Linked DNA regions of Homo sapiens: region 2 is linked to region 1. A link is a loop called in an ENCODE intact Hi-C map of the cell type or tissue named here. Cell type or tissue: gastrocnemius medialis. All regions are shown on one strand. Each heading gives the region's core, and the rest is flanking DNA. Links, peaks and the distances in the headings are about the cores only. Region 1 has its middle 98 kb from the start of NIHCOLE. Region 2 has its middle 43 kb from the start of LINC02115.

The links. Hi-C counts contacts between places; a loop is a spot of excess contacts. Peaks named below come from ENCODE experiments on the same cell type or tissue, not always from the same donor. Only the 100,000 strongest peaks of a DNase experiment are listed, where the experiment ranks them.
Region 2: it touches region 1 in a loop (4-fold over the local background); 1 of 110 quality-filtered maps calls a loop at or near these places.

Annotation. Positions count from the first base shown.
Region 1 is chr5:104,176,283-104,181,667 of GRCh38, forward strand. No RefSeq gene overlaps it. Among named protein-coding and RNA genes, the nearest start is that of NIHCOLE, 98 kb to the left of the region's middle. In gastrocnemius medialis, for the core only: a CTCF peak has its summit at 3,072; a DNase peak (open chromatin) is centred at 2,979.
Region 2 is chr5:103,496,080-103,501,464 of GRCh38, forward strand. It overlaps the pseudogene PDZPH1P. Among named protein-coding and RNA genes, the nearest start is that of LINC02115, 43 kb to the right of the region's middle. In gastrocnemius medialis, for the core only: no CTCF peak of the experiment used is centred there; a DNase peak (open chromatin) is centred at 2,342; H3K4me3 peaks cover 561 bases; H3K27ac peaks cover 2,949 bases.

The DNA.
Region 1 (5,385 bases), core at 215-5,214:
ATCTCTTAGATTTCAAAAATCTAATGGGGGACACTTCTAGAATTAACAAGTGAGTCGGGATGAGACAGAGGATTCAAACTAAATACAGCAAAACTGTTGTTTCTATATATTAGCAAATAACAATTGGAATACAACATGAAGACCAATACCACTTACACAAGTATAAAAAAGTGAATATTAGGTATAAATATAGTAGAATGTATTTTTAATATCAGTATGCTGAAAACTATAGAACACTGATAATAGAAATAGATAAATTATACTCATTGATTGGAAGACTCAATATTTTTAATAGGTTAATTTTCCCCAAATTGATATAGATTCACTGAAATCTCATTAACGTCCCAGTTGGATTTTTGTTTTTTTAATAAGTGATCACAACCACAAATTTTTGAAAACATCTTTTTATACAGATGTTCATTATGTTATATATTTATGTAATGCATATTTTGTGTTTTGTTTATTTATTTAGATGGAGTCTCACTCTTGTCGCCCAGGCTGGAGTGCAGTGGTGCAGTCTCAGCTCAGTTATTTTAAGTCATTGAACATATTTATAATAGATAGGTCCTTGACTATCAATTCTATTAACTGGGTATATGAGGAGTTTGTTTCTTAGGAATATTTATTTTATTTATAGTGGATCATATTTACTTCCTTTTTCTCATGTCTGTTAATATTTTGTCATACCCTTACCATTGTGAATGATACATTGTCTAAATTTTGAATTCTATCATCTTGCCCTGAAATGTGGATTTTGTTCTACCAGGCTAAACTACTGATTGATAACTTTGAAGTTGTAATTCTTGATCTACACTTTGTTAGGGCAGATCTATGGAAAGCCTGAGATGTTGACCAAAACCCTCTCATCTGGAAGTGTTTAAACTGCAAACTCCCTCTTTCTGAGGTGGACGGTATCTTAAATCTTTGCTTACTACTTTGAGCTTTTAACTTGCTGTTTTCTGGTGTCTGTTCTCCCTCCATGTATAATTTAACTGTCTGTAAAGAGGTTAAGCGGCTATTTATGTGGAGATTTTAGGATTCTATTCACTATAATCCCTCTCTTTTGGAAGTCCTATTGGATTCTCTGACAACTCAAGCCTATAAGATTATGGCTTTCAGCTCTTCTGCTCAATTTCTATTTGTTTGACATCATTTTTGTATTATGGAATATCTTCTGAGGAAAAGCCATGTTTAATATAGATTTACGGGTTAGTATGCTAGATGTTTAGGGTTAGTATGCTACATTCTAGTTTCAGTTATGCACTTATAATTTTAAATTTCGTTTTTATTTTTTGAAATATAGTTTTGAGATATTCATATACTATAAAATTTATACATGTAAAGTATACAATTTACTGGAGTTTTAATAGTATATCTCAACGTTGCATAAACACTACCACAATCTAATTTCAGAACACTTTCTTCACTCCATATGGCTCAATGTGTTTCCATACTTATGACCCTGGCGACCACTAATCCACTTTCCACCTCTATGAATTTGCCTACTTGGCATATAAATGAAAGTATACAATAGTGATATAGGAGTTAAGAAGGAATCACTTAAGCAGATAATAAGGGTATGAGAGTCCTTGGTAAGGCTTTTCTTTTTAATGAAAAGCAGCCACAAATTATTTTCTAACAAAGAGCAGACAGTAAAGACAAGCTGCAAACAGACAAGAAAGCTGGGAGTTTGCACAGGTGAATGCCAGCAGGAACTAGGGGATACACATGTTCAAGATGGTGGCTCCATCTTTCCTTCTCTGCCAGCCACGTGTACAATAAAGATCAGACAAGATGGTACTGGCCAAGGGGAGAATTTATTTTTATATTAAGATTAGGATGGGGCAACCAGCCGTCCCTGAACCCTATGTAAACATCATACCTGATCTAACCAATCTGTGAACGCTGTGTAAATCAGACACTGCCTCCTCAAGCCGGGATATAAAAACTGGTGTGTCCACCGCCAGCTGGTTTTTTCTGCTCGGAAGTCTTCTCTCAATAGAGAGAGCTGTTTTTCTTTCTCTTTCCTTCTGCTCGGAAGTCCCCTCTCAATAGAGAGAGCTGTTTTTCTTTCTCTTTCCTTCTGCCTATTAAACCCCTGCTCCTAAACTTTTAGTATGCGACCATGTCCTAAATTTTCCTGGCTTGAGACGATGAACCCTGGGTATATAACCCAGACAACATAGTTGCTTTATACTGGAGATCTCGTCCAGGATACCAAGGTAAAACATTTATCAAAATGGTGAGTAGAGGAGCAAACTCCAACTCTGTCCTTTCATTTCGGGGCTCTTGCCCTCCATTTTAGAACCAAATCAAATCAATAAAGGGCATCTGTCAGCCAGGTAAAAACACAGTTAATGTGGCTGCTGTTCTTAAAGACCTAGATGTGAAGCTTGCTGAGGAGAACATGGAGAATCCCCTGCAACCACGGGTTGCTGGACATGTTGGCCATGTTTGAACCAGCTTCCTTTCATGGAGGACTTAACTGTTGCATGGGGCTGAAAGAGGTTTCAGTGCAACTAAGGATTCCTGGCTGGGGCTATCCCCTGGTTTTATCCAAAGGCTTCTGGACTGACCCCAACCTCTGACCACCCAATGGGGTGTCGGCTACATAATCTCCAACTTTTCTATTGTAATTTCCTCCTTTCCTCTCCACAACTGCCATATCTCCTATGCTCTCTGCATATGCAATATGTGGGAAGTTTTACAGTTCAGGGAAGTAATCTTATTTGGCAAGATCAAGGAGTATTGTAGTAACTGGGGATATAGCTCAAGGGAAGGCGTCTTTCTGATTTTCTAAAAACAGAGGGTCTCCCTTCTACACCGAGCATACTCTCTGCCCGTGGTCTGGAGAGCACCTGGCATTTCTAGGTCACTCTCTGCCCCTGGTCTGGAGAGCACATGGCATTTCCAGGTCTCTCTCTGCCCTTGGTCTGAAGAACACATGGCATGTCAACGTCACTCTGCCCTTGGTGTGGCGAGCACATAGCATTTCAAGGTCAACAGCACCACCTAGTGGCATCGAGATAATCTCCATGAGGCACACCATTGGTTCGTTACCAAAACACTCTTAGCTTACCAATTCTCTTCCCTTTTTGTGCCTCTCTACTAGAAACCAGCCTTCATGCTCCTGTAAATGGCGAAATTCTGCCTTCAACAACTAGGAGTAACATATTATCCGGAGCTAAATTCTAGTCTCAATACTGTCCCATCAGCAGGAAAATAGCCATTTGGTTCCCACATTCCTTTAAGTCACCTATTCTGCCTCTAATTAGAATGGTATTTAATTAGTAAGGGGATTTTTAAGTTCAGAAGTTAACCAGAACCATTTTCTAAGGTTAAATGCTTTAGCATGGGCTATAACAGTAGGATATGGAGCCCAAATCAACCCACTTCCTCCATTAAGGAGGAAAGTGCAAAAGTTTCCCAAAAGCAACTTTCACATAGTCTCTCGAGAGATCCTTTTTTTTTTTCGGGGAGCTAGGCAGGTCATACAAGTCTAGGAAGTCAAAGGGGAATCACAGGCAGAGAACTACAGCTGCATGGTGGGCGTGACTAATCCCAATCTCTTAGTTCCTCTGGTTCCATGGCTGGGGGTCACACCTGCAACCATGGGTGGCACATTCAACAAGGTGCCAGGACCCAGGAACCACGGAGGGGAAACAGCTGGGGGACACCCACACTGTCTTCCTCCCAACTCTGGGTCATACCAAAAGGAAGAAGGCAAAAGGGATACCTTTTTCTCACTTCTCTTTCTAGATGGGTAACAGGTTATCTTCGGGCTGTACTCCTCTGGAGTGCATTCTGAAGCACTGGGACTCCTTTGACCCTGAGACTTTGAAGAAAACATGGCCCATTTTCTTTTGCATAAGGGCATGGTCTTTTTACCCTCTTGAACCAGCCTGGCTTGTGGAAGGAAGCTTAATTTTAATATTAACTGACAGTTAGATCTTTTCTGCAGATGGGAGGGCAAATGGTCCAAGGTACCTTATGTGCAGGCTTTCTTTTGCTCTGCGTGACAACCCATATCTTTGCAAACATTGCACAATTGACTCAGCCCTTTTACCTATCATGTCAGACGGTCCCAAGGGGAATGATTCCCCAAGACTAGAAAAGCAAATTCTGCAGAAACCATCTGAGGCAGCTATTGAGTGTGCCAGCCCTTCCAGTCTCCCTTATCTGGGGCCACTTCCAACCATGCCACAGATCTTCCACCTCCACCATCTCCAAAGTTTCCCACTTTCACACATTCACTGTTCCCTCTACAGGAAAGGCCCAATGGAGGTGATGCCATTAGGGTTCAAGTTCCCTCCTCATTGCAAGCTCTTAGGCAAGTAAAGGGAGACCTAAGCCAATTTTCTGATGACACTGATAGGTATATAGAAGCCATCCAAAATTTAACTCAGGTATTTGACCTCTCCTGGAGGGATGTTATGCTGCTCCTAAGCCAAACCCTAACCACAGCTGAGAGGCAGGTAGCTCTGTAGGCAGCAGAGAAATTCAGAAATGAGCAATGTGTCTCCCGTAGTAGGTCTAAAAGAAAAGAGAAAATAGGGAAGGTGAAGAAATAATGGAAACTCCATTCCCAAAAGGAAGGAAAGCAGTTCCTCTTGACAACTCTAATTGGGGCCCTAATGATGCTACAGATGAATGGAAAAGGAAACATTTTTTAATGTGCATATTTAAGGTCACACCTGCAACTATGGGCAGCACATTCAACAAGTGCCAGGACCCAGATCTAGTGCCAGAAAAACTTGGACTAAACCTCTTAATTACTCTAAACTGTTCATGATAGATCAAAAGCCAGATGAGAATCCTACAGCCTTCTTGGAAAGACTGAGAGAGGCACTAATAAAGCACAACAATAATCCATAAACTCTTTAGCCTCAGTAGTAATACAGAATAGACAGGCCCTAGATGTCCTTACAGCCAAAGGAGGGGGACCTGGGAGTCTTAAATGAAAAATGCTGCTTCCAGATCAACACCTCTAGTCAAGTAGAAGAAAACCTACAGTTGCTTAAAGATCAAGTTAAAATCAATTACAGATTAAAAGAAAATGCAGGCTCCAGCCCTGGATGGCTACAATCCCTCTTTAATGAATTCTAGTCTTCTTCGTGAAACTGGCTAGTGACATTGTTAACTGGTTAGTGCCCCCTCTTGCTCATATGTTTTATATTAACGTCTGGACCTTGTCTACTCAATACTGTTACTCAAATTGTTTACTCTTGCCTAGAAGCAATCCAATTCCAAATGGTGCTGCAGAGTGAACCACACATGGACACGCCTTTCTTCCGAGGACTCTTAGTTCAACCCCAGGAGGATCCCTACTTTCTGTTCCTCACACTGCTTTTCAGCAGGAAGTAGCCAGAAAGAGTCATTGACCAA
Region 2 (5,385 bases), core at 325-5,324, 680 kb before region 1:
ACATTTTGAAAATATTATTGCATTGTATACCAGTACCCAGTGCTGTTAAAAAGTCTGATATCAATCAGATTTCAGTGGTTTTCTGTCTTGAAACTTAAAAAAAAATCTTTATCTTTGATGTTCTTAAATTTCACTACAATATGCCAACATGAGGGTTTTATTCCTATCTATGTGGCGATCTATAAGTGTTTCCTGAGTTCTCTCTTCTTTCTTTAATTCTAGAAAAGTCTAATTTTTTTCTTCAAAAATATTTCTCCTTCCATGTACTTATTTACTTTTTTCCTTTAAGCACTCTTGATTGAAATATTACCATATTGGCTTTTCTAATTGTATCCTATGTATTTCTTAACTCTTCCTATATATTTTCTTTTTTAAAAAAACTCACCTGATGCGTTCTATGAAAGTTCTTACATTAAATATTTTGGATCTTTAAAATTTTTCTACTGTATTTTTTCTGTTATTCAGCTCACCTACTGCATTTTTTATTTAAACAATTATTTTCTTTATACCTGGTGCTGAAGATTGGTTTTCCCTTATGTCTGCTTTTTCTGCTTTATATTAAATATCCTACAAATGTCCTTTTTCACCACTTTTATGATATTTATTGATCTTATTTTAAGTGCTTGTTCTCTCCGATCTATTAATTTATTTTGGTTTGGTTGTTACAGATTGTTCCATATATTATCTTTCTCTTATTGCAGTTATGTTTCTCAGATGTCTTGTTATTTTTACTAGACAACTCTTACTGCTCTGGGATTATTAAGTACTTTGGCTGAAAGTATGTACTGGGAGAAAGTTTAAAGTCCAGAACATGGCTGACATCCCTCCTGGTGAGTGTGGTGGTGGAGACAGGGTACTCCTCAGGGCGGTAAGCCTCTTGGGTTGCTATATTGGCTCAATCACTATGTTTGCCTCATTTGCTTTCTTACAAGATGACCCTGAATCTCAGGCACTCTCCCTTTTCCTTTGCCATAAACTCTACTCTTCCTCAACAAAAAGCTGTGCTATAATTACTTAGTCCTAGGATGTGCAGGAGATTATATCTGGGTAAGGAATGATGGGCCACCCTGATAATATCCCATTGACTCCATTATAGGTGCTGCTGTTTCTCTGGCTTTCAGGTGATGTGGAGAACTGGCCACCTAGGTCTATATGGAATAGAAAAAACATTAAGAAGCAGTTCCTCAGCCTGTTCCTTACATGAAGTGTTCAGCTGTCATCTGCTACTGCCTGTAATTCTCACTGTTTCTAATATGCACCTGCACCAAATGATCTTGCCTTTACTTTTAGCATCTCAGATCTATAATTCACTTTTATGTTTTTGATGTATCTCTGATGTTGGGTTTGAGAAGAATTGGAACAGACACAGAATTAAGGTTTCCTTTGGGGAGAAAAGTGAAGGTGGCAACCAAGGAGTGGTTGAGCCCAGATTATATCAGCAGATAAGTCCATCCGCCCAAGTAACTTCCAGGAATGGCTAGGATGTTGAATATAGCTTTTCTCTCAGTATCAGTGTTAGTTCCTTACCTTGTCAGAAATCAGAAATCTCTCCATTCAAGTTTTAGAGATGATTTCTATTTATTTCTATTAGCTGATGTAGTGAGGCTGAATGGTTTAGTGCTATAAAGAACATTAGGCCTCTTGGAGAAAAATAAAAGAAGTACTAAAAGTAGCAATATTTCTAAAAGTAGGTTTTATTTAACTCAGAAAATTGGAAATGTAATTATCTGTGAGGAAGAACCTAGGAACAGCTAAATTCAGATGGGTAAGATTTCCTTATTCTATGGAATACTATCAATTCATTAGCATAATCATTATATTATCTCCATTTCTCATCTGTACTCCATACAAGATAAATATTTGTGCAAGACATATAAATAGCTGTTGCATGTGCTAACTGACAATGACCTTGGATTCCCGGTGCAGCTAGTCCAAGTCCCACAGAGCAGCAAAACACCAAGCCAAATCCTACAAGTTTCAGAATCACTTATGAAGACACAGCATTTGTTAGTGGGTTTTTTTTTTTCTTTTTGTGCTGCTCGTCTACGCTAGAGAAGTCTCAATGTTGCTAATCATCAAGCATGGTTTCATCATGAGAAAAGGGCAAATGATACTTACTGCTCAGCCAGTTACACTTACTAATTAGCACATGTGACCTATCCCAAATGCACACATTTTTAATATCTCATTGCCTGCTAATAACCTTCAGAGGCACTGAAGTACTCATGGAGCCTTCAGGAAGCCCGGAACAGGAAACCACACCAAATAACTCCATGAGGGAACACAGCATTTACCAGCTGGGTATTTTTAGGTCTGCAGGGAGGTAGGGTTTGTAACACTGTGCCAAAAAAGTAAGCTGTTTTGCAGAGAGGAAGATGGTGTTACCTTTCCACAAAGTGAAATGTGAGAGGATGCAAGGGTGTGGGGCATGTATCCTCACTGTTCTTGTGGTGATTCCATCTGCAACACAATTGCTTTAAGGGCCTGGGAAAATCTGTAGAAGCTTTAGATCTGTGATTTCTTCATTTCTCTCTCTCTCTTTTTTTTTTTTACATTAAAATCCTGAGGCTGTTAACTCTCAAAACTGATGGAAAGAAAGGAAAGGGAAAAGGAAAGGAGGGAGGGAGGAAGGAAGGTGGGACGAAAGGATGGTAATAGTAAATGAATTCTTGTAATGAGAATTTTTCTGTGCATGTATAAGGAGTTTAAGTAAATATTTTGATAATAATAGGGTATGTTTTACTTACTGCCATTTTCTCGCTTCAGTTTAGTGGCTAGCCATCAATACAGAAGGAAAATGGGAGGGAAATGTGATTTAATTTCTATGAAAACTCATGCTGATGACAGGGCATTAAAGGGAGCTTTGGGAGAGAAGTGCACTTACACCTGTAGGTGTCCCCTCCCACATTGGAACTCTGTATGGCAGCTTTCTGCTCCTTCAGATGAACTCTGGATTCTGTAACTGGCCCACCTACCTTTCATTGCAAGGTTCACAGCTTCTGCAAGCTCGACACTGGTGACCTCAGTGCCATTGACAGCCAGTACCGCATCTCCAATCTGGAGCCCGGCTTTCTTGGCGGCACTGTCTGTGAGTAGACAGACAACAACAGTCTCATTGAGGGAGGGTCCCAAATGGAGTACCCTGCTATTTGTCCTCTTTTTAAAAGGCTCTTTCTCTGAAGGGCCTTTCTTTCCAACTTTAGACAATTGCCGATGTCATTAATAAGAAGGAAAATGCTCTCCTTGCAGCCTCCTTTTCATTTCCAGGACGCGGTTTCCTCACACATTCAGCCAGGCTGCTGCGTGGCCTCTTTGCAATATAATAGCAAAGCTGCTCAGAAACTCAATCTATTCATCCGGCAGAAGGTTGAACTGCTAGTTCTCATTCCCTCATTGCTGCTAGGTTTCTTTGTAACCCTGAGAAAATCATTTAACCTCAATATCTCCATCTATAAAGAGGGGGGTGGGAGCAGAGCTTCTCTGCAGGATTGTTGAGAGAACAAGTAATTGAAATACTTATGAAGTTGTGGCAAAAACAGATCCTGGAGTAGTGAGGGGAAAAAAGAAATCAAGAGCTGCTTTTACTTTCATTGTATAGGCTCCTTTCTGAGCCATCTCAGAAAGGAAACCAAAAATAGCCTAAGCCTAAGGACTTAGGCATTGGAAGATGGGAGGGGCCTTTCCAGAGGTTATTTATTTTATCCCATAGTTTTCTAGCACCTGCACTTACTGCAAAATACCTAATATTCTTAAGGCCTAAAAAAGGATCTAATAAACCATTTCAAGGCTAACTCATTTTTAATAAGGTCTCCCATATCTTTAACCAAAATTCTTCCTGCTGCAGTGTAAATCTATTTTTATTTTTTGCTTCAGTTTAAACCCATTTCCTCTTTCTTAGGACTCAGTGCTGGTTATATGTGTACTATTCATGGACTTCAAGAATACTATGCAGTAATATCAGGCTTTTAGTATTTAGAATGTCATAAGCCTTATTAAAGAATTTTATTTTCAAAGTATGATTCAACAGATAGTGACTTAGAATATTTACAGTAATGACTATAGTTTGTCTAAATCTATCCATAGTAGGAGTCTTCTCTGCTTGGATAAGCAATGGCCCATCAATGTAGGAAGGTAGATAAAAAGTAATAAATATTATGAATGATATTTTCATTCATAATATAATCCTCATAATGAACTAAAGTCTCATGGTGTGGTTGATCAATTGAATATGTTCTTCCATAGTGTTTTTTAGAGATAAGGTTTCACTATGTTGCCCAGGCTGGTCTCAAACTCCTGGACTCAAGGGGTCATTCTGCCTTAATCCTAGCACTTTGGGAGGCCGAGGCTGGTAGATCACTGGAGCCCAGGAGTTTGAGACCAGTGTGGGCAACATGGTGAAATCCAGTCTCTACAAAAAATACAAAAACCCGGTATGGTGGCATGTGCCTGTAGTCTTAGCTACTTGGGAGGCTGAGGTGGGAGGATCATGTTAGCCCAGAGTGGTTGAGGCTGCAGTGAGCCATGGTTATACCACTACACTCCAGCCTGGGTGACGGAAGTGAGACCTGGTCTCAAAAAAAAAAAAAAAATAGAAATAGATTGAAGATTCATAACCAAAGGGTCAAATGTTAAAAGAGAAATGTAGAGCACTGAAGAAAAAATCTTGAAGAATAATTACCTTTAGGGAGAGACGGCAAAACAGGAGACAAAAAGCAACACAAAGAAGGAGCAGACGGACCTTACAGAGCATAGATGCAAGAGTATAAAATCAACAGAAGGCACGAGAAGCATTTCAAGATATAGGGAATAGTCAGCATTTCTATAGCAATGCCATAAAAGTAACCATAGCATAGCATTTTTAATACTAGTTCATTCAAGAAGTCAAGAAGAATGAAGACTGAGGAAAGGTGATTAAATCTGAGGTGGGAGAGTAAATGATAACTAAAGAACTTCAAGAAGGATTATGGAAGTGGAAGGAAAATGTATGAGCCATTTGTGCTGGTGAATATATGTTAAATGATTGACTAGATTGCCTTTCTAGTAGATAAACTACTATAATTAAAGGTATGTATCTAATAACAAATTGTCTCTCCTAAGTAAAATGTGTTTTCAAACAACAATCTTTTACTTAAGGAATCTATCAATATGAAAGTAATTGTTTTTTTTTTTTTAAAAAAAACCTTTATTGAGATATACTGCACATACCATATACTTCACCCACTTAAAGTGTACAATTCAATGGTTTTTAGTATATTCAGGGAGTTGTGCAACCATCAACACCATCTATTTTAAAATAGTTTTTTGTCACTCTAGAAAGAAACTCCATAACCAATAGCAGTCATTCTCTATTCCTCCTAACCCCTCAGCCCCAGACAACAACTAATC